7 separate regions of the Homo sapiens genome follow, and regions 1, 2, 3, 4, 5 and 7 are each linked to region 6. The links are chromatin loops, found by intact Hi-C in ENCODE. Cell type or tissue: IMR-90. All regions are shown on one strand. Region 1 overlaps LOC124906112 (a long non-coding RNA gene). Region 2 overlaps SGO2 (shugoshin 2). Region 3 overlaps LOC124906112 (a long non-coding RNA gene). Region 4 overlaps LOC124906112 (a long non-coding RNA gene). Region 5 overlaps SPATS2L (spermatogenesis associated serine rich 2 like). Region 6 overlaps LOC124906112 (a long non-coding RNA gene). Region 7 overlaps SPATS2L (spermatogenesis associated serine rich 2 like).

Evidence for each region. Hi-C counts contacts between places; a loop is a spot of excess contacts. Peaks named below come from ENCODE experiments on the same cell type or tissue, not always from the same donor. Only the 100,000 strongest peaks of a DNase experiment are listed, where the experiment ranks them.
Region 1: it touches region 6 in a loop (5-fold over the local background); 4 of 110 quality-filtered maps call a loop at or near these places.
Region 2: it touches region 6 in a loop (3-fold over the local background); 12 of 110 quality-filtered maps call a loop at or near these places.
Region 3: a loop joins it to region 6, with 2.5 times the contacts of the local background. A loop is called at or near these places in 5 of 110 quality-filtered maps.
Region 4: it touches region 6 in a loop (4-fold over the local background); 4 of 110 quality-filtered maps call a loop at or near these places.
Region 5: a loop joins it to region 6, with 4 times the contacts of the local background. A loop is called at or near these places in 3 of 110 quality-filtered maps.
Region 7: it touches region 6 in a loop (5-fold over the local background); 107 of 110 quality-filtered maps call a loop at or near these places.

Annotation. Positions count from the first base shown.
Region 1 is chr2:200,125,984-200,129,983 of GRCh38, reverse strand. All of the region lies in intron 1 of LOC124906112 (a long non-coding RNA gene), which reads left to right. Among named protein-coding and RNA genes, the nearest start is that of MAIP1, 170 kb to the right of the region's middle. In IMR-90, a CTCF peak has its summit at 1,908; a DNase peak (open chromatin) is centred at 1,963; H3K27ac peaks cover 337 bases.
Region 2 is chr2:200,574,485-200,578,484 of GRCh38, reverse strand. SGO2 (shugoshin 2) reads right to left here. Exons shown (of 9, transcript NM_152524.6): 8 at 3,024-3,174. Among named protein-coding and RNA genes, the nearest start is that of AOX1, 9.5 kb to the left of the region's middle. In IMR-90, a CTCF peak has its summit at 2,344 (motif pointing left); no DNase peak of the experiment used is centred here.
Region 3 is chr2:200,154,223-200,158,222 of GRCh38, reverse strand. The region is part of intron 1 of LOC124906112 (a long non-coding RNA gene); the gene reads left to right. Among named protein-coding and RNA genes, the nearest start is that of SPATS2L, 150 kb to the left of the region's middle. RefSeq lists an enhancer at 1-611. In IMR-90, no CTCF peak of the experiment used is centred here; a DNase peak (open chromatin) is centred at 1,552; H3K4me3 peaks cover 631 bases.
Region 4 is chr2:200,075,277-200,079,276 of GRCh38, reverse strand. The region is part of intron 1 of LOC124906112 (a long non-coding RNA gene); the gene reads left to right. Among named protein-coding and RNA genes, the nearest start is that of MAIP1, 120 kb to the right of the region's middle. In IMR-90, no CTCF peak of the experiment used is centred here; DNase peaks (open chromatin) are centred at 1,236 and 1,956; H3K27ac peaks cover 1,125 bases.
Region 5 is chr2:200,355,572-200,359,571 of GRCh38, reverse strand. All of the region lies in intron 2 of SPATS2L (spermatogenesis associated serine rich 2 like), which reads right to left. Among named protein-coding and RNA genes, the nearest start is that of SPATS2L, 51 kb to the right of the region's middle. In IMR-90, no CTCF peak of the experiment used is centred here; a DNase peak (open chromatin) is centred at 2,341; H3K27ac peaks cover 496 bases.
Region 6 is chr2:199,977,882-199,981,881 of GRCh38, reverse strand. All of the region lies in intron 2 of LOC124906112 (a long non-coding RNA gene), which reads left to right. Among named protein-coding and RNA genes, the nearest start is that of MAIP1, 24 kb to the right of the region's middle. RefSeq lists a silencer at 1,665-1,724 and an enhancer at 1,490-2,020. In IMR-90, a CTCF peak has its summit at 1,658 (motif pointing left); DNase peaks (open chromatin) are centred at 1,651 and 3,681; H3K27ac peaks cover 272 bases.
Region 7 is chr2:200,479,593-200,483,592 of GRCh38, reverse strand. SPATS2L (spermatogenesis associated serine rich 2 like) reads right to left here. Exons shown (of 13, transcript NM_001100423.2): 13 at 1,329-4,000. Among named protein-coding and RNA genes, the nearest start is that of KCTD18, 28 kb to the left of the region's middle. In IMR-90, a CTCF peak has its summit at 2,000; DNase peaks (open chromatin) are centred at 2,002 and 3,532; H3K27ac peaks cover 1,454 bases.

The sequences.
Region 1 (4,000 bases), 150 kb before region 6:
GACACTGGGATCAGGGGTGGGTGACTCAGAATGATGCCTGTCAGCTCCTATGACAAGTTCATTCTTGTCATTCAATTAGGGAGATTTCAAGCAGAAAGGAGTGTTCTAAATTATTAACTGAAAACTCAAGCACAGCTGAGCCCCTCAAACATGTTCCTTTACAGTCTTATTGAAATTCATATTTCTTTCCAACGAGATATTGTCCAGCCATCTTAACCCCAGGGAAAATGACTGAACAAGAATCTAAGGGGGAAGCTGACTTAGAAAATGCCAGGGGGTCTTTAGTTGTAGTAGAATATTATATTAGGAGTGCATTGAAACCATGCAATAATCAAGATGTGGCTTTAGTTACCTGCTGGCACTTCGACATTAGACACACTATTCTGCTAATTACTTCAATTGAGCACTACCTACTTGACTTTTTGACTTCCTTGACTTAGAATGTTTGAGATGGAGTGTTTTCCCTTCTAGTATCTACCTGTATCCTACAGCAAGCAGAGAAAGACACCGTAACCCAGAAACAATGCAAGGAGATATACTTTTTTCCCCAAGGGCAACAAAAAATTGGTGTGGATATAGTTTTGTTTTTTTTTAAAACAAACCATTATACTGTTTCATCCTTTGATTCAAGGCATTCTTGTTCTTGGAGATGGTCAGTAAAAACTAACAAGTACCACATCAATGTAGTAATAATATAGTATTAAGTAATAATGATTATTATGATATATAATAGAGATTGGATACACAAATTGCATTAAATGAAAAGAGTTTTTTTTTTTTTTTTTTTTTTTTTTTTGGGACGGAGTCTCGCTCTGTCGCCCAGGCTGGAGTGCAGTAGTGCAATCTTGGCTCACTGCAAGCTCTGCCTCCCGGGTTCATGCCATTCTCCTGCCTCAGCCTCCTGAGTAGCTGGGACTACAGGTGCCCACCACCAGGCCCGGCTAATTGTTTGTATTTTTAGTAGAGACGGGGTTTCACCGTGTTAGCCAGGGTGGTCTCAATCTCCTGACCTCGTGATCCGCCCGCCTCGGCCTCCCAAAGTGCTGGGATTACAGGCGTGAGCCACTGCGCCTGGCCGAAGAGAGTTTTTAAATAATTCCACCTCCTAGGTTGCATTTTGTTCAGGGCTTTAGAGTTTTATATTAAATCCAAATGATTGAGTTCCTCTCTACCTTCCTTGGATACCGCTTCTTGTGACTTAATGGGAACACCACACCATGTAGTCATTGGCATGATAGCCTTTGCCAGTGTTATCCAATGGTTCTTTCTAAGAGAGTAAATATACAGCAGAAGAACTGAGGTCTTTTTTTTTTTTCATTTTAGGGCACCCTTTTGATATTACTGTTACACCGAAACCCTTCCTCCTCTCTTGACCTGACCCTCGATGTTCGGTCTTGCTTTTCAGCATGCATATCCCTTTGCAAACCAGTTGGAATTTGGCCTGGAAAAAAGACATATGGGCCTGCATGAGGTTATAAAACCTGGCTTGGAAATCCGCAGCTTCTTATAAAAACACTATTTTTTTAAAAAACAAATGTACCATTTTAAGGAAGATGGTTACCAAGCAACCTGATTTAAATTATTATGAGAGACGGAAGAAATTCTTCCATTAGGTCTGTTTTTACTTAGGTCAAAAAGTTTTTTTGCCTGTCTTGGTTTGAATCTATTTTTCTGTCTTTCTTTTTAAAACACATGATCCTGTGTGGCCAGCTAAATATTGGATACTAGACTAGGAGGGTCCTGTGAACACAAATGGAGAATTATCCTACACACCATGCCCTTAAGAAGCTAAGGCAGAGAATCTTAGGACTCTTTGGGGCTGTAACAGAAACCCACTCAAACTGCTGAATTGCAAAGAGGGAATTTAATAAGAGTGTAGAAATCTAAGGCTGGGAATGCATTTGAGCCTCATGGGGGCAGAGTCCAGATCTTGAGGGATAGGAGAAACCAGGGCAGCCCTGTTCTCAGGCTTCATATTTCTCTCTACTCAATTGCTTCATCATTCATTCTTTGTGAATTGGCTGTTCTGATTCCCCATGAATGTGATGAAAAAAGCCACCCAAGCTGTCTGTAGTGAATTCTTATAATTTTATGTTGCCTCAGCATCCATTTTGAATATATTTACCCTTCTTATGCCAGAAGCAGGGCTCGGTCACCCTTGACACAGCTTCCAGTTCTCCACTACATCCAAATGGCTTAAGCGGGTGGCCAGAGACAAGAACTTAGAGGCATCTCTCCTGCCTAGAAGGCTGGGCTCCTTGTTTTACTGCTGCTTCCTTAAAAAGACCATTCAGGCATTTGCATGCAAACTTAAGGCTATCCTCACCCTATTATTCCCTTACATACATTGCTTGTTGTTCTGTGCTTCCCTCTCTCTGCCTTTTTATTCCTGTCTCACAGGACACTGGGGACCAAGGACTGCCCTCCCGACTTATTATACCCTACCTTCCCAGGATGAGCACATACAAATCCTTGACCTTATTTCCTATTGTGGTGGTGGAGTGAATGGTTGCCTTCCATCTGAAGAACCAGGGGCTGTCCCTGGCCAGTTTCCTCAAGGCTCTGGGCTGAACACAAGGTCAGGCTCCCAGGGTCAGAGAGAGAGTCAGGCAGGCATAAAATGGACACAGCTCAGGTAAGAGCCACGAGGGAGCCTTGCCGGTATAAACAAGTTTCCCATGTGAAGGACTCCCTGGTTGCAGGTCAGACAACTAGGCATTAGGTCATCTGCCAGGTAAAAGAAGCATCCCACGAAGGCATACTATAAACACTGACATCCCATTAGGGCAGAGTTGCTAGCTGCTCTGGTACTGAAACCCCAATTTAGCTGGGGGCTCTTAAAATACCCTTTAAATATCTTTTAAAAAATTACTGTGGCCAGATGCAGTGGCTCACGTCTGTAATCCTAACACTTTGGGAGGCTGAGGCAGAGGATTGCTTGAACCCAGGAGTTCAAGACCAGCCTGGGCAACATAGCCATCTGCCATCTCTGTTGAAAAAAAAAGAAAAATATTAAAATTCTTCGTGATAAAAAAAATAGCATAGCTCTTGCCTGCCACCTTGTAAGACATGCTTTTGCTTCTCCTTTGCCTTCTGCCATGATTGTGAGACTTCCCCAGCCATGTGGAACTGTAAGTCAATTAAACCTCTTTCCTTTATAAATTACCCAGTCTTGGGTATGTCTTTATTAGCAGCATGAGAATAGACTAATACAGTAAGTTGGTACTGGGTAGTGGGGTACTGCTGTAAAAATACTTGAAAATGTGGAAGCGACTTTGGAACTGGGTAACAGGCAGAGGTTGGAACAGTTTAGAGGACTCAGAAGAAGACAGGAAAATGTGGGAAAGTTTAGAACTTCCTAGAGACTTGGAGGGCTCAGAAGACAGGAAGATGTGGGGAAGTTTGGAACTTGCTAGAGACTTACTGAATAGCTTTGACCAAAATGCTGATAGTGATTCGACAATAAAGTCCAGGCTAAGGTGGTTTCAGATGGAGATGAGGAAGTTGTTGGGAACTGGAGTAAAGGTCACTCTTGCTATGCAAAGAGACTGGTAGCATTTATCCCTGCTCTAGAGATCTGTGGAACTTTGAACTTAAGAGAGATGATTTAGGGTATCTGGCAGAAGAAATTTCTAAACAGCAAAGCGTTCAAGAGGAAGCAGAGCATAAAAGTTTGAAAAATTTGCAGCCTGATGATGCAGTAGAAAAGGAAAACCCATTTTCTGGGGAGAAATTCAAGCTGGCAGCAGAAATCTGTGTAAGTAATGAGGAGCCAAATGCTAATTTCCAGGACAATGGTGACAATGTCTCCAGGGCATGTCAGAGATCTTCAAGGCAGCCCCTCCTATCATAGGCCCAGAAGCCTAAGTGGGAAAAATGGTTTCCTGGGCTGGGTCCAGGACCCGCCTTCTGTGTACAGCCTTGGGAATTGATGCCCTGAATCCCAGCTGCTTCAGCTCCAGCTCCAGCTGTGGCTAAAAGGGGCTAAGGTACAGCTTAG
Region 2 (4,000 bases), 600 kb before region 6:
ATGAGAACCAGCCTGGACGACACCTTTAGTGCAGCTTTGTCAGACCCTAAGCAGAGCACCTAATTAAGCTGCATCCAGATTGCTACTTAAGCCACTAGGATTAAGCCACTATGACATACTGGAACATCCTGTGTGTCAGAAAGTAAGAAAGTGCTCCAAATAGTATGAAGTCATGTCAAAAGGACACGGAAGCCAACCTGAAGGAACTCTTAGTGGTCAAAGTTGGAATAACTTGAGCAACAAGATAAATATTGATGGCATTGGACTTTCATCTATAGAACAAAAGAGATACCCACGATATATATCTATATCTATATCTATATCTATATCTATAGAAAAGACAACTCTTCCTTACAGATGAATTCCAATTAATGTAGAAGGAAAGGGAGAAATCAAAAATCACTACTAGTAGTACCCACAGTAGTACTGTTGCAGGCAAGATCCACCAATGGATGCTAAAATTAGTGGGTGAAAGTTTGAGAAATGGAATATATAGACTCAAAGTATCTCCCTCCCATGTTCATTAACAATAGAGGAAAAGATTGTGACTTCACAGTTAAAAAACCCAACAGACACCACCTTAACCAAGGAATCAAGGCTAACATGACTAGTAATGAAACACACTGACATGATGAAGCCTTGAAATGAGGCAAGAAGGACATATAATTTCTGTGAAATATTTGCCAAAAAAGCACAACTGCATTGCAATCATGAGAAAATATCAGAAAACCCAAACTGAGAGATATTCTACAAAATAAACTGACCAGTAGTCTTCAAAGGTGTCCAAGGCAGAAAAAAAAAAAAAAGACTGAAAACTGTCATAGGTTGGAGGATGCTTAGGAGAAACAACAACTAAATGCAATGTGGGACTCCAGATAGAATTCTGAAACAGAAAGTGATGTTAGTGAAAGTCTATAGTTTGGTAATAGTATTGTACCAATGCTAATTCTTTAGTTTTGATAATTTTACTGTGGGCACATAAGACATTAAAATTAAGGAATGCTGGGAGAGGACCATAGGGGAAACCTTTGTATTATTTTTACAACTTTACCATAAGTCTAAAATTAGTTCAAAATAAAGTTTAACTTACAACTCATTAAAAGGCAAATGACCCAACTGAAAAATGGGCAAAGGATCTCAACAGGCATTTCTCCAGGAAGATACACAGATGGCCAGTAAGCACATGAAAAGACGCTCAACATCATTAGTTATCAGGGGATTGCAAATCAAAACCACCATGCAATATCACTTCATACCCACTAGGACGGCTAGAATCAGTCATAGAAAAACAAGTGTTGGTAAAGATAAAGAGAAATTTTTAAAAATCATCATCGTTGGTAAGCATGTAAAATGGTACAGCAGTTTTGGAAACAGCTTGGCAGTTCCTCAAACAATTAAACAGACTCAGCAATTCCACTCCTAGGGATATATCCAAGAAAAAAAAAAAAACAATACTTTACACACAAAACCTTGCAAAAGAATGTTCATAGTAGCATATTCATAATAGCCAAAAGATGAAAACAACCCAATTGTCCATCAAAGAACAAATGGATGAACAAAATGTGGTACATCTACACAATGGAATATTATCCAGTCATAAAAATGAATTGAAATACTGATACATGCTATGATATGAAAGAAACTTTAAAACATGCTGGGTGAAAGAAGCCAGTTGCAAAGACCACATATTCTATTATTCCATTCATATGAAATGTCTAGAACAGGGAAATCTAGAGAGACAAGAAGTTGATTAGTGGTTGCCTAGAATTGGGAGGATAGGAAAGTGATAACTAAAGGGTACAGGGTTTCTTTTTAAGTAAAGAAATGTTCTAAAATTGACTCTGGTAATGGTTGCACATATTGATGAATATACTAAAAACCAGAATATTGCATACTTTTTTTTTCTTTTTTGAGACAGTTTCACGCTGTCACCCAGGTTGGAGTGCAGTGGTATAATCTCAGCTCACTGCAACATCTGCCTCCGAATTCAAGGTGATTCTCCTGCCTCAGCCTCCCGAGCAGCTGGGACTACAGGCGCACGCCACCATGCCCAGCTACTTTTTGCATTTTTAGTAGAGATGGGGTTTCACCATGTTGGCCAGGCTGGTCTTGAACTCCTGGCCTCATGCAATCCACCTGCCTCAGCCTCCCACAGTGCTGGGATTACAGGTGTGAGCCACCACATCTGGTCTAAATTGTACAGTTTAAATTGTGTGAATTATATCTCTCAATAGCTGTTTAAAAAAAAAAGAAAAAAGAAAAAAAAAAGGCCCCTTGGTCCTTAATTTCACTTTTAATTTTCTTTTACCCTGCCTTATATTACTGCCATCTGCTGGTTATTGCTTTAAAATACCCATGAGAATCATTCTTTTTTGTTAGATGTGATCATTGTTGTCTAGTTTTGCTAAGAACTTTAAGTTCTTACTTTTTAGAGAGAGATATATCGAAGTGTTTTAAGAATTAAATGACTCAATATTTGAGACTCTAAAATACAACAAAAAGGATACATGAAGCAAATTCGACAAAGTGTTATAACTGTTGAACCTGAGGAATGGATAAATTGGAGGAGGGCACTATTCTCTTTGTTGGGGTATGTTTGAAATTTACAAAAATAAAGAGAAAGGACTGTTATTCTTTGAGAGTAAAGGACACATAAACCACTTTGACTTCTAGGGAACAAGGTAGGAAATAAACAAATGGGGTAACAAAAATGGCTTGCAAATCACAGGCCACAAATTTTAAAAATTATAAGTATCAGGCTACAATTTAAAATATGACAGTAGTAGAACTGGGAACTAACCAAAAGCAAATCAATTTAAATCCAGACAATTCTCCAACCCCCCAAAAATAGCCTGTCCAAAGGACATATTTCTTCAACTCTTACCCAAATCATACTGTGGTTGTTACATATCAATAATATACATTTTATTGAATTATCAGAAGTGCTCAAATACTAATTCAGGCAGAAATTTTTTTAAGGATATATTTTATAATGGCATACTAAAATCATTTGAAATACTTACTCTCTGAGGCTTGGCTCTTTAAAATAGAAAGGAGTACACCTTCTTCTTCTGCTTGTCCGTTCTGAAGATAGATCTTCTGACTTATTTTCAGATTCAGCAGTGTTATTTGAAACAAAACTGGTATTTGACAAGTCCTGTAATGGTCTATCACCTGAAAAAGAATATTATTTTTCACAAATATTTTAAAAAGTATATAGAGATACAAATAGATATGAGCTATATAGTGGTCTGCAAATCACCACAGCAAATTTTAAATCTTGATTCAATTTTGAGAGGAAAGAGACTAACATTTGAAACAAACTGTCAAAGTAGCCTATAACTTTTTCATTCTGAAATCACATATGGCTCCCAAAGTTCATCCTAGTTCAACTCTTTTCATGGAAGCACACAAATTACAGTTCATTCAACATATATGCCATTGATCACTCACTCTGTGTAAGGCACCATGAGGAGCACAAAGATAAAAAATGTCTCACCAGTCTTCTAACAAATCCTGCAACTCTAAACCTTTGTAATTCTTTTGCTTCAGTGTGCTTTTACCTGGAATTGACTTACCCGCCAAAACCTTAGGGATCTACACACATATATTGAAATAATAGGCTCCCAGTAAAAATTTTTAATTGGTATAGGAATGTTTAATATTACAAAATTTCTAATGGCAAAAGAAATATATATTTAAAATTCCATAGATTTGGGTCTGCATGCACATGGTAAATGGACTAAAGTTCTCCCAGGTGATTTTTTCCCCCTCCCTTTTTCTGACTCTCTACTTTTGATTTTTTTGCAATGAGTACTATTTTAATAACTGGGAAAAAAATAAAAAGTAAATACTACAGGTAAAAATCTTACTTATCCTTTAGGGCCTAAAATGCTACCTATTTAAGGATGCGTTTGAAGATTCCTCTAGTCAAAATTACTCCCCATTATATCCCTTAGCATAATACATGTGCTTAAAGAATCGTTTATTCCATTTCACC
Region 3 (4,000 bases), 180 kb before region 6:
GTCCAATTACAGGAGTTCAGAAGTGTCCTAGCATGTCTCATGAGCCACCAGGGCAGTCCTGAGCAGTACCTATTTTCAAGAGGAGCTGAGCTGCTTCCTGAAAGTAATTCATCCTACAGAGGAAGAAACCAGGCTCTAGACCTGATGCACAGAGCCTCAGCCAGAGAAGGGAGCTGATTTCGAATATGGCATGGTGCTGTCTCTCTACTCCTTCCTGAGCGTACACCCAGTGCCTCATGCTGGTGCCAGTAACATTGATTCCCAAGCAGCACTACTTTGGAGCCCTTCTTTTTTTTTTTTTTTTTTTTTTTTTTTTGAGATGGAGTCTCACTCTGTCGCCCAGGCTGGAGGGCAGTGGCACGATCTTGGCTCACTGCAACCTCCGCCCCTCCAGGTTTAAGCAGTTCTCTTCCCCAGCCTTCGGAGTAGCTGGGATTACAGGTGCATGCCACCATGCCCAGCTAATGTTTTGTATTTTTAGTAGAGATGGGGTTTCACCATCTTGGCCAGGCTGGTCTTGAACTCCTGACCTCGTGATCCACCTACCTAGGAGCCCTTCTAATGGAAACAATACTTAATGGAGAGAGGCACCCCAACACCACTCTGCATCAACTGCTGTGGAGCTTGGTACCTTCAGGGCTTTGGTACATTGGCTGATGACAATGGAGGAGGAACCCTGCAAAATGAAGCTTCTTTCTATGCACATATGAGATAACCCTGGAGACACACAGAAATGTTCAATAAGCATATTTTAGGAGACTAGAGAGCTGTATGAACAGGTGTGTAAAAGTCAGTAAATCTTGATTATTTTGTATCCATAGGCTGGCAGGGCTTGAGGAATCTGGAGTTCACAGATGCATAGTGCATATGCCAAATTTTATGTATGAATTATTTTAATAAATAATTATTCGGTGCCTAGTATGTCTGGCATTATGCTAAGTCCTGAATTTATAGGTCTCTAAATCTAGTGGTAATGAAGAGGTATCAATAAATAACTTCGATGATGATGAGGAAGAAGACAATGATGACAACTGTCATTTGTTGAGTATTAATTATATGCATGCATTGTGCTATGTAATTTACATATATTATTACTAATCTTTGCTACAGCCATACAAGATAGTGCTTGATAAGTCCATTTTAAAGGAAGAAAATTGAGGCACAGATGTGTCATATGGTTGGTAGATGTCAGAGATGAAATTCAAATACAGATTTGTATGACCACAATCTGACGTCTATTACATGATAGACTACTAAACAATGGCATAAGAGGGAAAAGAGAAATTAATGTGACTCTTGACTACTGAGAACTGAACATCTGGTTTCAGATAAGCACTTTCAGTGCTTGATCATACAAAATGTGATAACAGTGACTCTAAGACTTTTTACATATATGTGTACCATATAGTAGTCCCTCATCATTTTACCAGAAAGACAAGAAGGAGAATACTAAAAGTATCAGAATATTGACCTTTTCCTAGCACCTTGAAGTAGCAGCTTGTTCCAAAGTGATGGTGATTGAGAAATGCCTGTGACATCATCTTGTTCTCTTAGGATCCAATGGGAGTCCCCAATGACTCAGCCACAGCCAGCACAGAGAATACGGCACATTCACTCCCCGTTCACTCAATTTACTTTCTCCAATAAAAACCAAATGTGTTTATTATTTATAGGAACACCCTCCATCCAAAAAAAAAAAAAAGAGCAATATTTGTCTGAATAAAAGGATGCTCCAAGTTGTGAAGTTTCCTGGCTATTTTTGTGTTTTTAAGATCACCAAGATTAATATGAAAACCCTTTGGAAAGATTTCAGGAGTAAAGAGAAACTGAAAGTTAAAGTGTGAGAAGTGAATTAAAGTTCAACCTGGAAGGAAGACATAACATCTTTGACAAGATAATATAAGCCAATAGGAAAATGACTCAATTTATACGTAACCTTTCAGGAACACGTTTATTTTAGCATGTGAAGCACACCTGTGCGTGCAGACTAGCACTGACTCAATTTTGTCAGAAGAATATAGTGTTCTTTTACTAATAGGAGCTACTTCATTATTTCCACAAAGATAAACACCGTTGATGACCCAAAAGTAAGATGTATAGATGGTCCACTTAAGATTTGAGAATTGTGAGGAAAATATACCATCACCCTAAATAAGCTACTCAGTGACATCTAATCCTGAAGAAAGACGTTTCCTGACACTTGTTTATTGCTACAACGATATACTGGGCATGAAGTATGCCTTCAAATTATTTGCTTTCCAAGAAACAGAAACCTATCCCTCTAATGCTATTACCATAATAGTCTAGACAAATACATGCAATTTCATGTCATTTTGTCTTGGCATATCAGCTGGATTTTATGCTGTCATTTCTCCCAGGCGAAGCTGATATCATTACCATATGACTATAGCCAGCAAACAGTTCTGCTGTTATCTCATATCCTCAGAATCTTTTCCCCCAAATGTCAATTTCATTCAAATGCATTCCATATGAACAACATTCAAAGGAACAGTTCTCTAATTCTGCCACCCACCCATTCTCCCTTCCAAAAATCAGCCTTACAAGAGAAATTCGGGGTTTTTCTGGCAAGAACTTAAAGATACCCGATTTAAGTGCTTAATTCTAGGATGTCGAGTGGAGCAGAGCACTAGCTGTAAAGACAGACACGTGTTTTTATTGTAGGCCCCACTCTGCTACACTGTTCACACTTGATTATGCATCATACCTAAAATTCCATTTCTCAGCACAACCGTAGTCCCCAACAAAAGCTCAGTGAGGGATCCATTCCTTTCTCCTCAACATGTACCCTTGGCTCATATTAATTTTAATGTAACTTACATGATAGTAACAATATTCATAAATTCAAAAGATAACCACTGCCACTTTTGGAGCTTTTCCATTTCAAAACATTAATTTCATGCCAAGTATGATTATTTGGGCAAAAGAAAAAAATGTTTCTTTCTATAACTTTCCTCCTAAACAGACAAGCAAGAATGTCCTGTATTGTAAGTATAATTTCAATCATTTTGAAGCCCAGCTGCCTCCACAGATTACTTTTCATATGTGTATCTATGAAGTGACATGATCGGCTTACTTAAATACTTCTTGTCTTAGTTTTTTAGGGCTACTACAACAAAATACCATAGACTGGATGGCTTATCAACAACACAAACTTAATTCTCGCAGTTCTGGAAAGTGGAAGTCCAAGATCAGGGTGCTAGCATGATCACTGGTGCAGGCCTTCTGGATTGCAGACTGCCAACATCTTGTATCCCCATGTGGCAGAAAGAAGGAGAACTAGCTCCCTGGCCTCTTCTTATAAGGGCATTCATCCCTTTCAGGAGGGTTCCACCCTCATGGCCTAATCACTTCCCAAAGGCCCTACCTCCAAATACCATCACATTGGATTAGATTTCAACATACCAATGTGTGGGGAATGAGGGGGGCACATATCACTTCTCTAGAGAGCAAAGGCCCCCAGGGAACCCAATGTCTTACAGGGCTGTTAAGCTTCACCTGGTCAATCTATTAGACTGTAAGCTCAACGAAGGCACAAAGCTAGTCTGTCTCATCTACCACTAGCTATTTAGTAGACCCTCTGGGAAGGCCCTGTCTGTCTTCCCCCAAATCCATTCTCTGCTCTGTGTGTGTGTGTGTGTGTGTGTGTGTGTGTGTGTGTGTGTGTTTGTGTGTAGGAAGGGTCTGAGGTGGGTACAGAGAAATGAGGGGGTTCTCTCTCTCATTTTCTGCCAGCCCAGGGCAGCATCCTTTGTGGAGACTGCATCTCCTCTGTGGCTCCAGTTCCATCAGACAGGCCCCACTGCGGTTCTGGCTTCGCCAGGGCCCCTTTCCTGAATTCCAGCAACACTCCCTCCTCCTACTGTCCTGGAGTTCTAGGATTGCTAATTTCTTCCTGTTGCTATTTTCTGGGATGCCTCACCATCCTGTTTGGCTACAGCCCCTCTATCACCTGTATCACTGATTCCTCGTAATTAAATTA
Region 4 (4,000 bases), 97 kb before region 6:
CCTCTTCTTATAAACCTTTCTGGGTCATTTTCATCTTTCAGTCCTTTCAGCGATTAGGCAAACTCCCTCTGTGTTTCTGTTGCATCCCAAGCATATATATTGCTCCACAGGAATACATACTGCATCATGTTGTCATCATCTGGTTTGCTTGCTTCTCTTCTCCGGTGGCTATAGGCTCTTTGATGCATGTGCCATCTTTATCATAGATGAATTTTCTAAAACAGGGTCTGGGGAATTGGTCCCTAAATAATTGGTCATATTGAATGCATCTCTGAGCATCTCCTGGGTCTGGGTTTTCCACTCGTCTCCCTTTTTTGGAACATTCATATTTTCAGAGAGAAAACACTAAAAATATTTGGAAAGTTATTCCAAAGTACTACAAGCTACCACTGTGCTTGGTGCCAGTTGTAGAGGAAGGAGCACATGGCTTTGAAACCAAACCAAAAATAGTATCGAAATGCTGATTTCAATTTCCACTCAAATGGGTCATCTCTTCAGTATCTGTTACTAGGGAACGGCCCAGAATGTGTTGGGTGGCAAGGACATTTTGACCAGGCTGACACAGTTTTAAAAGGCCAGATACATGAATTTGAACCAATCTTCTTTTAAAATGCACTTCTGATTTTGACAAATGCAGAGTATTGGGGGTGGGGGTAGGGAGGGAATGAGATGGCTGCTAAGAACAAGATGGAAACATGGTCACATAGCTCAATTGAAGTCACATTTTAATTATACTTATAAGTCTGGCTATGTCTTTTTGTGGGAACAGGAAATAAAGAGAGAACATTTTAAATGAAATATTGAAGGCCAGCATGTAAGAAAATCATAATAATGTGACATAAAACCTTTAAGAATTGAGGCATAAGATGCCATCTAATACCACAGCATCGTTGGTGACTTCTTCCCCTTCCTTGTTCTTTATGTCCTTTCTCTCAAGTCTTTTTCTTTCTTAATTAACCATTTTCACTGTCGTCAAGCTCACTCAAGTCCTTAAAACTTTAATTTGGATACAGCAATAACCTCCTACATAATCTGCCACCTTCATCTTTTTCACCCTTCACCTTCACCCCTGTCTATCCTTCCCATCTACCCCGTAATTTCCAGTGTCTCGTATCAATCTTTAGCTCCTTATCCCTCTCTGAATGTAAGTTTCCTCAATTCAGCTGCATTTTATGTTACATCTTACACTTCTTTGCATTGCCCCTGGGCCTAGTCCAGACCTCTGCTCACCATATGGGCTATTTGCGTACTGGCTGACTCAGGGCTGATGTATCCATCAGGCACAGCAGACACAGATTTATAGCCCACAACATTTCTAGGGGCCCATGAAAATGGTTTTATTTTCATTTCTTTGAAAATCAGGAGAAACTATTGAATTGAATAATAGTGAATATATAAGAATAAAACCACCCTGGATTATATTCATCTCTATACCAATGCAGTCATAGAATATAATTTTTAATATTTTTTAAATGAAGAATGGGATCCATCAAAGTAAAGGTGCCTAAGGCCCCCAAAAGTCATGTTGCTACCCTAGACTAACTTTTCAAAACCTAAGTCAATAAAAGTAAAAGTATGTGCAAAAAAAAAATGATTTTTTGGTACTTATTTTTAATGTGTATTTTCCTTGAAAACTCTCCATTTCTCAGCTTTTCATACTGGCCTAGTGCTGATCACTAGTCCGGAAAGTGCGAAGGCTTCTTCCTGGATTTGATAAATCGATGTAAATGGAATGTGACATGTTACTGTGTTATTTCGTTCACACAATTGCCTCTTTGATGGCTCAGTAAAAGGTGGAGGAGAGAAACTTCTCATGATATCTGTAAAATATACACCACGTTCAGTCTGTTATGTTAAAACACATAAAGTTCCCTTTCCAGTTTCTCAAACTAATTTCTGTGTGTCCCAGCCAAATGGAATGTGTTTTAGTCAGCTCTTGGGTAAACACAGAAATGTAATCTTTCCCCTCTTAAAGCAGAGCCTGCTTCACACACTGCATCTGTGTGTGCAATGTTTATTTAAGCATACAAGGATTAGGACTTAAAACTGGTTTGAAAGCACTGGTGAGTGTTTTTCTTAAGATATCTAAGTCTAATTATTTGAGAATTTATAATATTTTACATCTGCACAGATAATTTTTCCTTCCAGATAATTTATATTAACTTGGGTTTGAAATGAAGGAAATAATAATTGTGCTTTCTTCTCTTTCTCTATCTATCTCTTTTAGGTTGGGCACAAAATGTTCTCTAAAGAGCTGACATTATCTTGCAATTAGGATTTTCATTTCTTTTTACCTAAACATAATTATCATTAACCCAAATAAAATTCAGGAGATGAGTTGACCTTTTTCTTTGCACTACAAATTATAATCAATGCCATCAATTGCTGTTTTATTCCATTAGCTAATTTGTTTTTCTGTTAGAATGTCACATGCCCCTTTCCAACATTATAGCCAATTTATGTAATTTTAAGCTATTTATGCAGTTACCTAAGTGGTCAGTTTTCTATCTTCACAAACTCTCTGTGATTTACTTTTCAATCCTTTAAGTTTTCCTTCCCATGATCCTAGAATTACAGCGTGAGAATGATTTTGAAGTGTCACCTGGCCTAGTCCTATGCTTCTAGGTGGTAAATGCCCCACAAATACTGATCTGGAATGAAGGGATGACCCTTCTCTTTCTCAAGGTCGGCGGTCCCAATTGGGTTTCTTGGTTTAACTGCCCAGATCATCAGGAACTTCTCCCTTATGCTCAGTCAAGAATCTCTTCTGCCCTCCATGGATTTCCTTTCATTTTGTTCTCCACAGACATGGAGAATAACTCCTCAGTATCTTCCTGAAACAAACTTCTTGAGTTGGAAGGTCCAAGTGAAGGCAAGCTTGAGTGAACTTCCTCTTCCTTGGGCAAACCTCTCTTCATACTAGGACCTGTTTCTCCCCTTAGAAAATGATTCGGTGGAATATCCACCCAATGGACTTTATTCGGCCATGAAAATAAAAGAAATACTGAAATATGTCACAGCACAGATGAACCGCAAAAGTATTATGCTAAGTTAAAGAAGCCAGACACAAAAAGCCACATATTGTGTGAGTCTATTTATGTGAACTATCTGGAAGAGGCAAATCCATAGAGACAGAAAGCAGTATAGTGGTTGCCAGAGACTGAGGGGATGGGGAGTTGGGAAGTGACTGCTTAATGGGCATGGGTTTCCTTTCGGGGGTGATGCATATGTTCTAGAATTAGATCATGGTGATGGTTGCATAACATTGTGAATTTACTAAGTGCCCTTGAATTGTACAGTATAGTTAATTTTATTATGTATATTTTACTACACACACACACAAATGCTAAAATGCCTCTCTGCAACTCCTCCATTTTTGTGTGTAATCCCTTTTAAGGGTGGTGTCTAAGAAAACAAACTTTTTAAAGTCCTAACTGGAGAGTACAAATAAAAAGATTACATTTCAGCTGGCCAGAGTTAGAGGTCAATGGGTAGAAGACATGACCAAGAGTAAGGCACTAGATTTCATTCTTTCAGATTTTGTTTAGCACCTACTATGTGGTAAGTTCTGTGCTATGGGCTGGAGATGTAGCTGCAAGGGCATTTCAGATGCAGCCCCAGTCCCTAGGAAGCTTGAAGTCAAGCTAGTTTTTTTCATGATTTTATGAGAGCGGAGAGTGAATTGATTCTTTCATCTTCATTTGACAAACAAAAGGGGTGATAATAATACCTCATTATATGTACCTTTCTAATCCACAGAGATTGGAAAGACTCAATGAGAAATGCATGTGAACATAATTTGTATTTTATAAAGCAATATACAAAATATTAGGCAATAATATTATCATAGTTTAATGTTGACTTTTAAAAAATAATAGCCCTGCATTTTCAATCAGTTAAGAAACTGGTGTGATTGTCTCTTTATAAAATTTATTGGTGGGAGGGGGGAGCAGGCTTCCTATTACAAATGTCATATGTGTTCATTGGAGAAAATTCAACA
Region 5 (4,000 bases), 380 kb before region 6:
TATATTGCAGAGTAACAGGAAATAATGTTAGTCATTGGAAGACAGAGAAGAGTCAAAGTGGCAGGTTACCTTGAACAATGAAATAAAGGTAGAGAAATCTGGATTTGATTTGCTGTAGAATGAAATATGGAACCATTCAACATTTTAAAGATACAAACATCATCATGATATCTATGTTTTGTGAAGATTATTCTGAGGTTAGGGTGCAAGCTGGATGGAAAAAAAACTGGATTTGGTTAGAGCAGCTCAGAAGAGTCTGTAGTGAGACTATCAGAGTTTGATTAGAGTGATAAAGGTGGTAATAATGAAGAAAGTATGAAACTGAACATCAATTAGAAAGAATATGATCAAGCCTCAGTAAAATATGGAGGAAGAAAGAGAAGAAACCAAATACTCCTAGAAATGATTCCACCATTTAAAAACTAAACAACCCTAATTGATTTCTTGAAGTTTTTTATCCTGATTTGCTAGAGTAAGTAACAACAGTGTGAGTTGATATTTCCTTACTCCTATTTAAAAGCTTGGGGCTCAGCCTCTAACCTCAAAGAAAATTTGTGTGTGTGTGTATTTTTTTTTTTAAGAGTCAGGGTCTCACTCTGTCATGTTGTCCAGGCTGGAGTGCAGTGGTATAATCATGGCTCACTGCAACTTTGAACTCCTGGGCTCAAGGGATCCTCCCCTTCAGCCTCTCGAGTAGCTAGGACCACAGGTGTGCACTGCCACGCCTGGCTAATTTTAAATTTTGTTTTTAGATAGAGATGGGATCTCACTATGTTGCCTGGTCTCAAACTCCTGGCCTCAAGTGATCCTCCTGCCTTGACCTCCCAAAGTGCTGGGATTACAGGTATGGCCCACTGCATCCAGCTAAAAAACTCTTAAACATGGAAGATGGACCAAATTTTCAAGAGCCCAAGATATTACTACATTTGCTTGAAGATGCAATTTAGAAATGGCACTCTGCCTTAAAAAAAAAAAAGGAAATATCACCTTTGTGTGTATGTAGTGAATAACTCCTGATTTTCTGCATGTGAGTGAGCAGAGCAATCTGGTCAACCACAAGATGAAGACCAATATTAAATTCACGTACCTTTGCAGCCAGGTTTTTCCTGTATGTGAACTCCACTGTATTTCTAGCCATAGAATTTAGCTCTAAGATAATTTAGCCAAATGAATACTAAAAGACATGGAATAGCGGTGTAGGTCATGAAAATGCTGGAAGAAAAAGAAGTCCAAGCATTTTCATCAACTAGTGCTAATTCTGTGAACAGGTTATATGATGTGCCTGCATTTGTACAGTTCATCTTTTGAAACCTGTGTGCTAGATCCCTCAATGGCTTATTCTGAAAATGGTCTCCTAAGATGGTAAGAAATGACCAAAAATTACATAAAGCTCACTTTCCAAATAGAGTTATGCAGAAAATAATCTGCCATCTGGCTTTCTGGCTAACTTCACTTCTTTCCTTTTAGGCAGATATTATTTTATCCAGACCACACAGTTTGTTCGTCTAGTTGGTTCACGAAAATTTCAGAACATGACTCTGTAACAGGAATGTTTGGCAAGTGACAGAACAGTAGCTGCTTAACATCAGGCCAGTTTCCTTGTCTCAGTGGTTAAGCAAGTCTCTCCCAGGCTATGTGTGCTTGGGTGCCTTCAGTTATAAATTCAAACTGATGATTTGATGACATCTTTGATATCTCTCAAAGATCACGTCTCCAATGCACTTTGAGACATGTATTGCTCGCGTACATATACTGATGCTCAAAAATTAACTACGAAGACTTTAAAACCCAGTGCTACTTCATGAGAAACATTATGATAGTCTACTTGAATGCAGATTGATCTAAACCAAGTCAATGTACTTGTCATTTCATGTGAAATGGGAGTAAAGTTTCCCTATTCTTGTTACATAAAAAACAACCTGTGCTTTAAAATTTAGCCAAGTTGTGCTGGAGTATGGAAAAAGTAATTTGGTCTGGGTTGGCTTTTCAAAACCATAATCTAAGAAAAGAGGCATCTGATTTTTAAAAAATCAGATAAGTTGTATAGTTACTTTTCCCCCTCTCTACATTTTTCAAAAGGCAGAAATCAATGGTCTTTGTAACCACCTACCTGTCTCCAAAGAAAGTGACAGGCTGAGCTGAAAGTTAGAGCCTCCAAACTTCTGCCAATGTAAGGGAGGAAGGCTTTTAATGACACTATGGGCTTGGCATTATTTCTCAGTGGCCTCACTTAGCCAGCAATGCTAAGGGCTCCAGCAGAGCCTAAAGCATAATTCTACAGACACTGACAATGAAAGGACTTTCAGGAATGTAGTAACCGATCCTACAGAAGCAGTTTAGAAGGGAAAACACATGTCCAAAAAAATCTGGCCCCAAACAGAGGTGGAATGAACAGAATTCAACATCTGTGAAGAATGTTGGATGATGACATTATAGTTCTCAAGAAAATATTCAGTAACAACTTCACACAATTTTAATAAACACAGTTTATCTAGATCCTTGAAAGTAACAATTCCATTGCTATGGTTTGAATGTATCCCTTAAAGTTCATGTGTTGGAAACTTAATCCCCAATGCAGCAGTGCTGGGGGGAGTGATTAGGTCATGATGGCTCTGCCCTCATAAATGATTAATGTCCTTATTGCAGGAGTGGGTTAGTTATCTGGAGAGTGGCTTTGTTGTAAAAGCAAGGTGAGCCCCCTCTTGCTCTCTTGCCAGCCATGAGATGAAGGCAGCACAAAGGCCCTCCCTTCACCAGACACCAATGCCATACTTCCTAGCCTCCAGAACCATGAGCCAAATAAACTTCTGTTCACAAACTACACAATCTAGAGTATTCTGTTATACAAAATAGGCTGACATCCATGATCCCTAAAGCGTTATTAGTCATTTACCAAGCCATCCTCAGATTTTTATTTCCTATTGAATCTAGTTGATAAGTTATATTGCTCATTTGCATAATTCCATTTCCTCCACTATGTCTTTGATCCAGAGCATGACATCATGTAGTCAGAGAATGGAAAATGTTTCTATATTTTGGGAGAAAAAAAAGCAATGTTTGTGATAACCCATTTTTTTCCCTCCTTCTAAGCTAAACACTTATAATTCTTAACACATGTTTTTTTCTTGGAACCATTTTTTTACTTCTGGCTTTATGTAAAATGTGAGAATTTTCTGTCTCAGAAAATGGCACTAGTTCATCTCTTATGATGTCCCCATTGTATGTTCATTGCCAGTGAGACAAATCTGTTTAGTGCCATCATTATTATTACTATAAACAGACCTGTATAATGTGCTTTTATGCATGTTTATCATTTTCAGTTTCAGAACTGTGTTATTTAGGCCTTGATCAGAAAGGTTTTCATATGAATAATGAGCCTGACTTTCTGGTCTGAAATTCCAATACACTTTATAGATAGATACACATAATACCCATTTACCGTGGACTGACTTGTAATTCAAATAAGAAATTCAAAACCACAGGTGTAAATGTACTATTAGTGTTGGGCTTTGACTTGTAAACAGGAATATAATTCATGAATTCCGTTAATTATTTAGTCAACCATTACATAGATATTTCTCAGTCAAGTTGTAAAATCTTAACATTCAGGTTTTAAGTGTGTTTTACAGGTACACACGATAATCTTAATCTCTAAAGACTTGGAAATAAGGAAACAACCTTCTTTATTTCCTTATGAAATAAGACTCAGTCATCTAATTTTCACCTTCCAGGTGTAAGGATCTTATAAAATAGCATAATACTGAAGTCAGAGACAGTCTGAAATTGTCTGAATTATATTCTGTCTTCTAATTACCTGCAAATGTGTTTGCTTCACTGTTTAAAAAGACATAGATGTATGTGTCTGCATAAACATATTTGTATACACAGTGGAATACGGAATGGAAGGAGAACTCAATTCAGAACTTCTAGTCCTGCTTTCCGCAACTCAAATGTATCAAGTTCTCTGACTCCCAGTCTCACCATCTGTAAAGCAGCTGTG
Region 6 (4,000 bases):
AGAACATAACGATGTTTGGTTTTCCATTCCTGAGTTACTTCACTTAGAATATTAGTCTCCAGTTCCATCCAGGTTGCTGCAAATGCCATTATTTCATTCCTTTTTATGGCTGAGTAGTATTCCATCATATATATATGTGTTGATATTTACTCGTTGATATATATGTGTGTGTGTATATATATATATATGTACATATATATATATCAACGAGTACATAAAGACACTCTGGTATATACCAGAGTGTCTTTATGTACTCGTTGATTGATGGGCACTTGGGCTGGTTCCATATTTTGCAATTGCAAATTGTACTGCTGTAAACGTGTGTGCAAGTATCTTTTTATATAATGACTTATTTTCCTCTGGGTAGATACCTAGTAGTGGGATTGCTGAATTAAACGGTAGATCCACTTTTAGTTCTTCACAGAATCTCCACACTGTTTTCCATGGTGGTTGTACTAGTTTACAATCCCACCAACAGTGTAAAACTGTTCCCTTTTCACCACATCCATGCTAACATCTATTATTTTTTAATTATGGCCATTCTTGCAGAAGTAAAGTGGTATCACATTGTAGTTTCAATTTACATTTCCCTGATAATTAGTGATGTTGAGCATTTTTCCATATGCTTGCCAGCCATTTGTGTATCTTCTTTTGAGAATTGTCTATTTATGTCTTTATCCCACTTTTTGATGGGATTGTTTGGCTTTTTACTTGCTGATTTGTTTGAATTATTTGTAGATTCTGGATACTAGTCCTTTGTCAGATATATAGATTGTGAGTATTTTCTCCCACTCTGTGGGTTGTCTGTGAACTCTGCTGATTATTTATTTTGCTGTGCGGAAGGCTTTTTGCTTAATTAAGTTCCACTTATCTTTGTTTTTGTTACATTTGCTTTTGGGCTCTTGGTTGTGAAGTCTTTGTCTAAGCCAAAGTCTACGAGGGGTTAATAGTTTTAATATAAGTGTGGGACATGTTTATGTCACTGGAAAAGATGGAAGGGCAAGAATTGAGTCATGACTAAAATTATTGAGCACAAAGATTCCCTTTAAGACTGACTTCTTTTCTCCAGTCCTATTGGCCTCTCAGCCAGGTGTTAATTTTTTTTTTTTTTTTGGTACCATGAGCCCTTTTGCCAGTCTGGGGAAATCCATGGGCTCCTTCTCAAAATAATGTCTTAAACTTAATAAAACTAAATACATAAGATTACAAGGCAAACCAATGATATCAAAAGACAGTTATTAAAATATCAACAACAAAAACAAATTTGTGATATAATTCTGTATGTGCTTTTTTATTAATACATTAAATGACAAGATCCAGCAGTAGTCCTATAGCTACTGTAATTTTGAAGTCATGAGATGTAAATGGTATTTCAAGATATCTGCAACAACCGTAGTGGAATCTGTAAATATCTGTAATTTGTTGCCTATATTCATAATTGAAGAAAATGCTAAATTTCAGTTGGAGCTTAGTGAAAATAAACATATAGCGTTTTTCCCATCCAAGTTCACAGAATTTTATCCATGGAGATTTGTGCGCACCAAATTTAGAACCCCTGCTCTAAGCAAACTTTTCAAAGGCATCCAATTTTTGATGGGGCTCTACCAGCTAGCCTGAGCACCAACAGATTTATGTTTGCAAAGGACGCCCCCTGCAGGCCAAAAGGCTTGGGCTATTCACCCGAAAATTCATTTAATTTGCCGTGTTAGAAAACAATAGGTCAGGCAATTAATTCACTGACTCACATCAAGAAATGGAGAAAGGAAGACTACTTGTCAGCGAGGCCCAGGGGCATCTAATCAGCATAGATTTAAAAGCCCCTTTTGGCTTAACGGGAAAGTGCTGATGACTTGTGCTGTTGGTTATTAGCACAGGAGAACAAGATTGCTAACCCGGCAGGCTATTGCTAAGGGGGCTGCTTCCCCTGCTTCTGGTCAACAGCAGGGCGGCTCCGCAGATTGCTGAAAGGTTAGATTTCCCAATGCGCTGTCTGACCAAGGTCTTTAGGATCTGCTTTCAGTGCTTGGAGCTTGGAGCCAAGAGGAAAGGAAGGAGAGAGGAAATGAATTCAGAACTTACTATGTGCCAGAAACCTGCTATTTTCGCTTAGGCTATTGCACTGAGTTCCTAAAGCAACTCTACATGGAATTTATTATTATTGTTACTACTATTTACAGAGGTAACTGAGGCTCAGAGAGGAAAGTCGTCACTTGCCCATGGTCACTCTGAGCAAACAACTGTGTGGGTTTGAGTGGGTAGGGAGCCCATTTGCTGTCCAGTCTCTGCCACCAGGGACACGGCAGTGAGAATCCCACAGCACTGCCCACTCCTGTTAGCATAGAGTTCTGGAGCCTGGTTTGAATTCCGGACTTCCCCACTTACTAACGGTGTGAACTTAAGCAAGTAATCATGTGCCTCAGTTTCCCAATCTGTAAAATGAGGATAATAGTAAAGACTAAATGTTTACTATTATTTTACTAAAGTTACTATTACTTTATTAAATAGTAAATACTAAATGTTAAGCCTGTAGAACAGTGCTCAATACCTGTAGGCATTCAACAAATGATAGCTATTACTACTCTAAGACAATGTTGTCTCCTGACAACCATAGCAGCTACACAGCAGCTAACAGCCTAAACCAGTACCTCTCAACCACATGCAATTTTGTCTCCTAGGGAACTTTGACAGTATCTGGAGACATTTTGGTTGTCACCACCAAAAATGCATCTAATGAATAGAGGCCAGAGATATTGTAAAACATCCTAGAATGCACAGCATAGCCTCCCCACAGTGAAGGTTTGTGTGGTCCCAAATGTCAGTAATCCAAGACAGAGAAAGCCTGCCCAAAACTGAACACCAGTGAAGTAGAGACTATTTTGCCAGACATAAGGAGGTGCTAAATTGAAACTCTAATTGAGGAGAAGGTGCAGACAATAAAAAATAAAAAATGAACTATTAGATGATAATAAATGCTGTAGTAAAATAAAACAGGGTGGCAGGAGAGAGTAATGGATGTGGTTGCTTTGGATGGAATGGTCAGGAAAGCCTTCTTAGAGGAGGTGGCATTTAAACTATAACCTGACTGTCAGAAAGTGATCAGCCATTGAAGATCTGAGCAAAGAGCACAGCTGGCAGAGGGAGCAGTTCCTGCAAAAGTGTCAGGGGAAGGGCAACTTTGATATGACTGAGGAACAGAAAGAATAGGAAATTAGAGTAGTGGGAGGGAGGGAGAGAGTCAAATAAAATTCCAATAAGGCCCCAAAGAATGGCTTCCTTTGGACGAGGCTACTTCTTGGTGTATTCCCTCAGGAAAAAAAAATGTCTCAAAGTAATTGACTATAACTAAAATATGTGATTTTTTAAATGTGGTATAATTTTACATTGGTTTTAAAGTTGTTTACTTTTTGTTTCTGTTTTGCTTTAAGGAGTAATAACAAGAAGTCTCTTTCCCAGCACTGAGTTAGTTAATATGGTCAATTATTGATTTGCTTACTTCTGGTTTGAGATAAAACCACATTATGTCTTTCTTTTCTCTGCAGTATAGGGGATTATTCAGATGTGGTATCATAAGAAAGGAGACAGAGCAGTTTCATTTTGCACTGTTGAAGCATTTCAGCTGCCCTGAGTCAGATGTAAGACTGCAATGCACATTTTGAAAACCAGTAATGCCAGGATGGGGGTGGTGGGAAGGGCAGGCAGGGTGTTCTCTTAAACCCATGAACTTTGTCCATAGCCACTCTGCACTTAAAAAGTCAGAAGCTAGGGGATGAGTCATAAAAGGAAATCACCATCTAATTCTTGCACTGGTCTTGGTGAATTTCTTTACATGAAGGTAAAAAGTACCACAGGATTCTTTGCCTACATCTCATCTAAGGTATTACTAGTGAGAGAGTAGAATAATAGTCACAGGATAACCATGACTACATCTCACATAAAAGTGAGCCAGAGTTGCAATTTACTAAGCAAGTAAATTTTGATAGAATGTCCAATAAACTGATAG
Region 7 (4,000 bases), 500 kb before region 6:
TGCCTGGAATCTATATAAAGTGCCAGGCATTATTCCAAATGCTTTGCAAATATTAACTATTCAATCCTCGTAACAACTCTGTGAAGTAGCTCCAGTTACCTGCCCCATTCACCCATGGAGAAAACCAAGGTAAGGAGATGTTGAGAAATGTACCCTGGTTTACACAGACAGGAGGTGGTGGAGCTAGCGCTTGAATCCAGACAGGTGGCTTTGAGGGTGGGTTACTTCAGCTGCTCTGCTCTCTCCTCCTATTTTCTCTAGGATTGTTTTACTGGGTTACTTTGCACAAGTCATTTAGACTCCAGAATTTTCTGGAGATATTGGAGTTGGTCACCTATTCATATCTTCTCTCTCTTTCAATCAGTGTTCATCAAGTGCCTACTATACGTCAGGTGTTGGCAGAGGAGTAATGATGTTATTGGCTGACTTGTTACACAATGATGGTAATTTACAGAAGGTGGGTTCTTTCAAAGGACTAGGAACAATTAAATCAAATTCAAATCTAAGTATCTGAAGTTAAAAACAGGACAGCTGGGCGTGGTGGTTCAAGCCTGTAATCCCAGCACTTTGGGAGGCCAAGGTGGGCAGATTGCCTGAGCTCAGCAGTTCAAGACCAGCCTGGACACCATGGCGAAACCCCATCTCTACTGAAAATACAAAAATTAGTCAGGTGCGGTGGTATGCATCTCTAGTCCCGGCTACTTGGGAGGCTGAGGCTGGAGAATCGCTTGAGCCCAGGAGCTGGAGGCTGCAGTGAGCTGTGATTGCACCACTGCACTCCAGCCTGGGTTACAGAATAAAATCCTATCTCACACACACACACACAAAAAAAAAAAAAAGAAAAAAAAAAGGATACTTTTTTTTTTTTTTGACAGGGAGCACTTTTTACACTGCTATTTTCTGTAGAAGTTCTTTGGCCATTGTCACAGTCATGCTTCTGAACCATTTTTTTTTTTTTTTTTTTTTTTTTGCCAGAAGTCTACATAATTTCTCAGACAAATTTGCTTTGGAATATACTCATTATTCTGCAAAAGTTGTTTGTGGCAATTCTTCCTATGAAACTGGAACTTAGTGGCAGCCCCAGAAGCTCCTCTGAGCTGTGGGAAAAAACAGAGTTCTCAGACAAAGGGACTTCTGATAATTAATCATTAATGTGTAAGAACCTTGAATGATGAGAGCAGCATTGTGTATTTCTCAGATAGACTAGATTCAGACCAGAGTGCCTTTGCCTGCAGGGCTGCTATAATGAGATTAAACACTGGCTTGGCCAGCTGAGCAGCCTCCCAGGACTGGGGACCTGGTTCTTTGAAACTAAGAATAAACACAAAACTTTGTTAGAATTTATTAAAGAAGCAAAAAGATTTTAAAATCCTTATAATGGATTGTAAAGAATAGTATTTAAATTACATTTCAAATTCTTAGCTAAGTAACAAGAGAATCACTGGGACTTTGCAACTCTTCATAATTTTCTCACAAAATCAGAGCAATTGAGATGGCTCAGTACTTTCAAGGAAATGCTGGAACAATGTATTAGGCGAACTGCTTTTTTTCCTTTTTTTTTGGTCTTTTGCTATTTTATAGTTTGCTTAAGAAACTTAAGAACAAGTGACTGGGGCCGGGCGCAGTGGCTCACCCCTGTAATCCCAGCACTTTGGGAGGCCGAGGGGGGTGGATCACGAGGTCAGGAGATCAAAACCATCCTGGCTAACACGGTGAAACCCTGTATCTACTAAAAATACAAAAAATTAGCCAGGTGTGGTGGCGGGTGCCTGTAGTCCCAGCTACTCGGGAGGCTGAGGCAGGAGAATGGCGTGAACCCGGGAGGCGGAGCTTGCAGTGAGCCGAGACCGCGCCACTGCACTCCAGCCTGGGCGACAGAGCGAGACTCCATCTCAAAAAACGCGTACAGCAAAAAAGGGTGCCGTTACATAGGTCATTGGATGCTATCACTGGAATGTCTGTTGAGAAATAAACGTTTTACCATCTGTAGACACATGAGGGCGCTTTAAGCAGGCAGCGTGGGATGCAGCGTGCAAAGGGAGGGAGGGAGGAAGAAAGCTTTGTCAAAGGTAGCCTGAAATTCAGGCATCTCCCTATCTGGTTGCGGACCTGTGCCTGCGTCGGGGTGGGGAGCACCGAATCGATTTAGGAAAAGAACTGCGCAGGCCCTTGATCCCCACTTCTCATGGTGAAATCAAGTTTGAGGTTCAAATCAAGGCTTTCAGAGAGTCAGAATTTCCAAATCTGTTACTTTGTCAAAAAACTGCTTTTAATCTGGTAACGTTTCCCATTAACCTCATTTGATGTCCTTCCCTAAGAATGTTTAATTAGAATCTCCTTTTCTGATGCCAGCAGAATTGAACTGCTTGTGAACTGAGCTTTAAATTGGACATGTTGTGTTTCTAGTCCTCCACTGAGGGTGAATTTTGCAGCAATTTGCGTTTAACTTTCTGTGTCTTGCTGCATTAAGCACTTCTAGAATAGGATCAACAGGACAGAGCTGGAGTATGCAGAGATTCTCAAAAGAAATGTAAATTTGGAATGTAATTGGGAACCCAACAGGGAGGTGTGGATTTCACGGATGAAGTCTTGGTGGAAGATCTAAGTGCCACAATGTGAGTTTGAAGTTATTCCATCTTCATAAGGATTAAACTATTTTAACCTCTACTAGGCAAATGTTTAAGAGAATAATCTGACTACTGTGCATTAAGTAGAGAGATTAGAGTTTAAAACACTTTAAATGAATGGCAGAATAGGACTCAGTTCTCTAGGATCACACCAATAGTTCCACCAGACAGATGAAGATATGTAATACAGTGTTTAAGCGGCCTGACATTGGCACTAAAATATTGAAATTACTGTTTCAAAAATGCAAACTAATAAATGCTTACATGCCCAGGGTCTATAAGAAAGGCAAAAACCAGCCAGGCGAGGTGGCTCATGCCTGTAATTCTAACACTTTGGGAGGCCAAAGCAGGAAGATCACTTGAGCTCCGGAGTTCGAGACCAGTCTGGGCACCATAGTGAGACCTCGTTTCTACTAAAAATTTAAAAAGTAGCTGGGACGTTGTGGTGCACACCTGTAGTCCTCGCAACTTGGGAGGCTGAGGATGGCTTGAGCCCAGGAGTTCAAGGCTATAGTGAGCCATGATCATGCACTCCAGCCTAGGTGATAGAGCAAGACCCTGTCTCAAAAACATGCACTCCAGCCTAGGTGATAGAGCAAGACCCTGTCTCAAAAAAAAAAAAAAAAAGGAAAAAATATTGGAAAAAATGTGATCAGGTCTGAGCACTTTTTAGCATTCTTTTGTTTCTTTTCAGTGACATGGGAGTGTTTGCTCTGTGCTCAGGAATGTGTTTGGGCTTTCTTAACCCTAAGGGAGTGAGTCGAGGTCAAGAGTGGTTGGGTTCAACTCTGACAAAGGCAGGTGAACTCCTGACCTGGCAAATTCATTTTTTTCCCTGTTCCAAGAATTACTTGACTCATCTTTAAAGCGGTCACATTTACACTGACATTTTTCAGTGGTGAGCAAAATCTTGCTACATAAAAAACTGTGCAAAATCCTTCCGTCTTGTAATATATGAATTCAGGGCCTCAGATGGGGTAAACAGGGCCTACAGTGCCGAACATTTATCTTTCTTATTTGAACGAACAACTCTTCCTTCCTTCCTGGAATGTGACTTAACGTTAAGAATTTCTATTAAATCTCTGGGTACACCCAGAGACCTCAGAAAGCTCTCTACAGAGAGAGCAAACATCCTCCTGTACTTGGCAAAAGAAGAAACAGATGCTTGCGTGGCTTGCAGGCTCAGCTGCTCAGGGCCGCTCTGTGGAAGAGAACCAGTGAACCTGGGTTGCCAGAAAAAATGTTAATGTTGAGTTGAGAATAAGCATTTGCACTTGTGAGTAGTCAACAGATATGTAGGACATGTGAGTGCAACGGAAGCGGCACCCAAACTGGACTGCCCTGTAGTCAAAGTTAGGGGAACTGGGGCTATT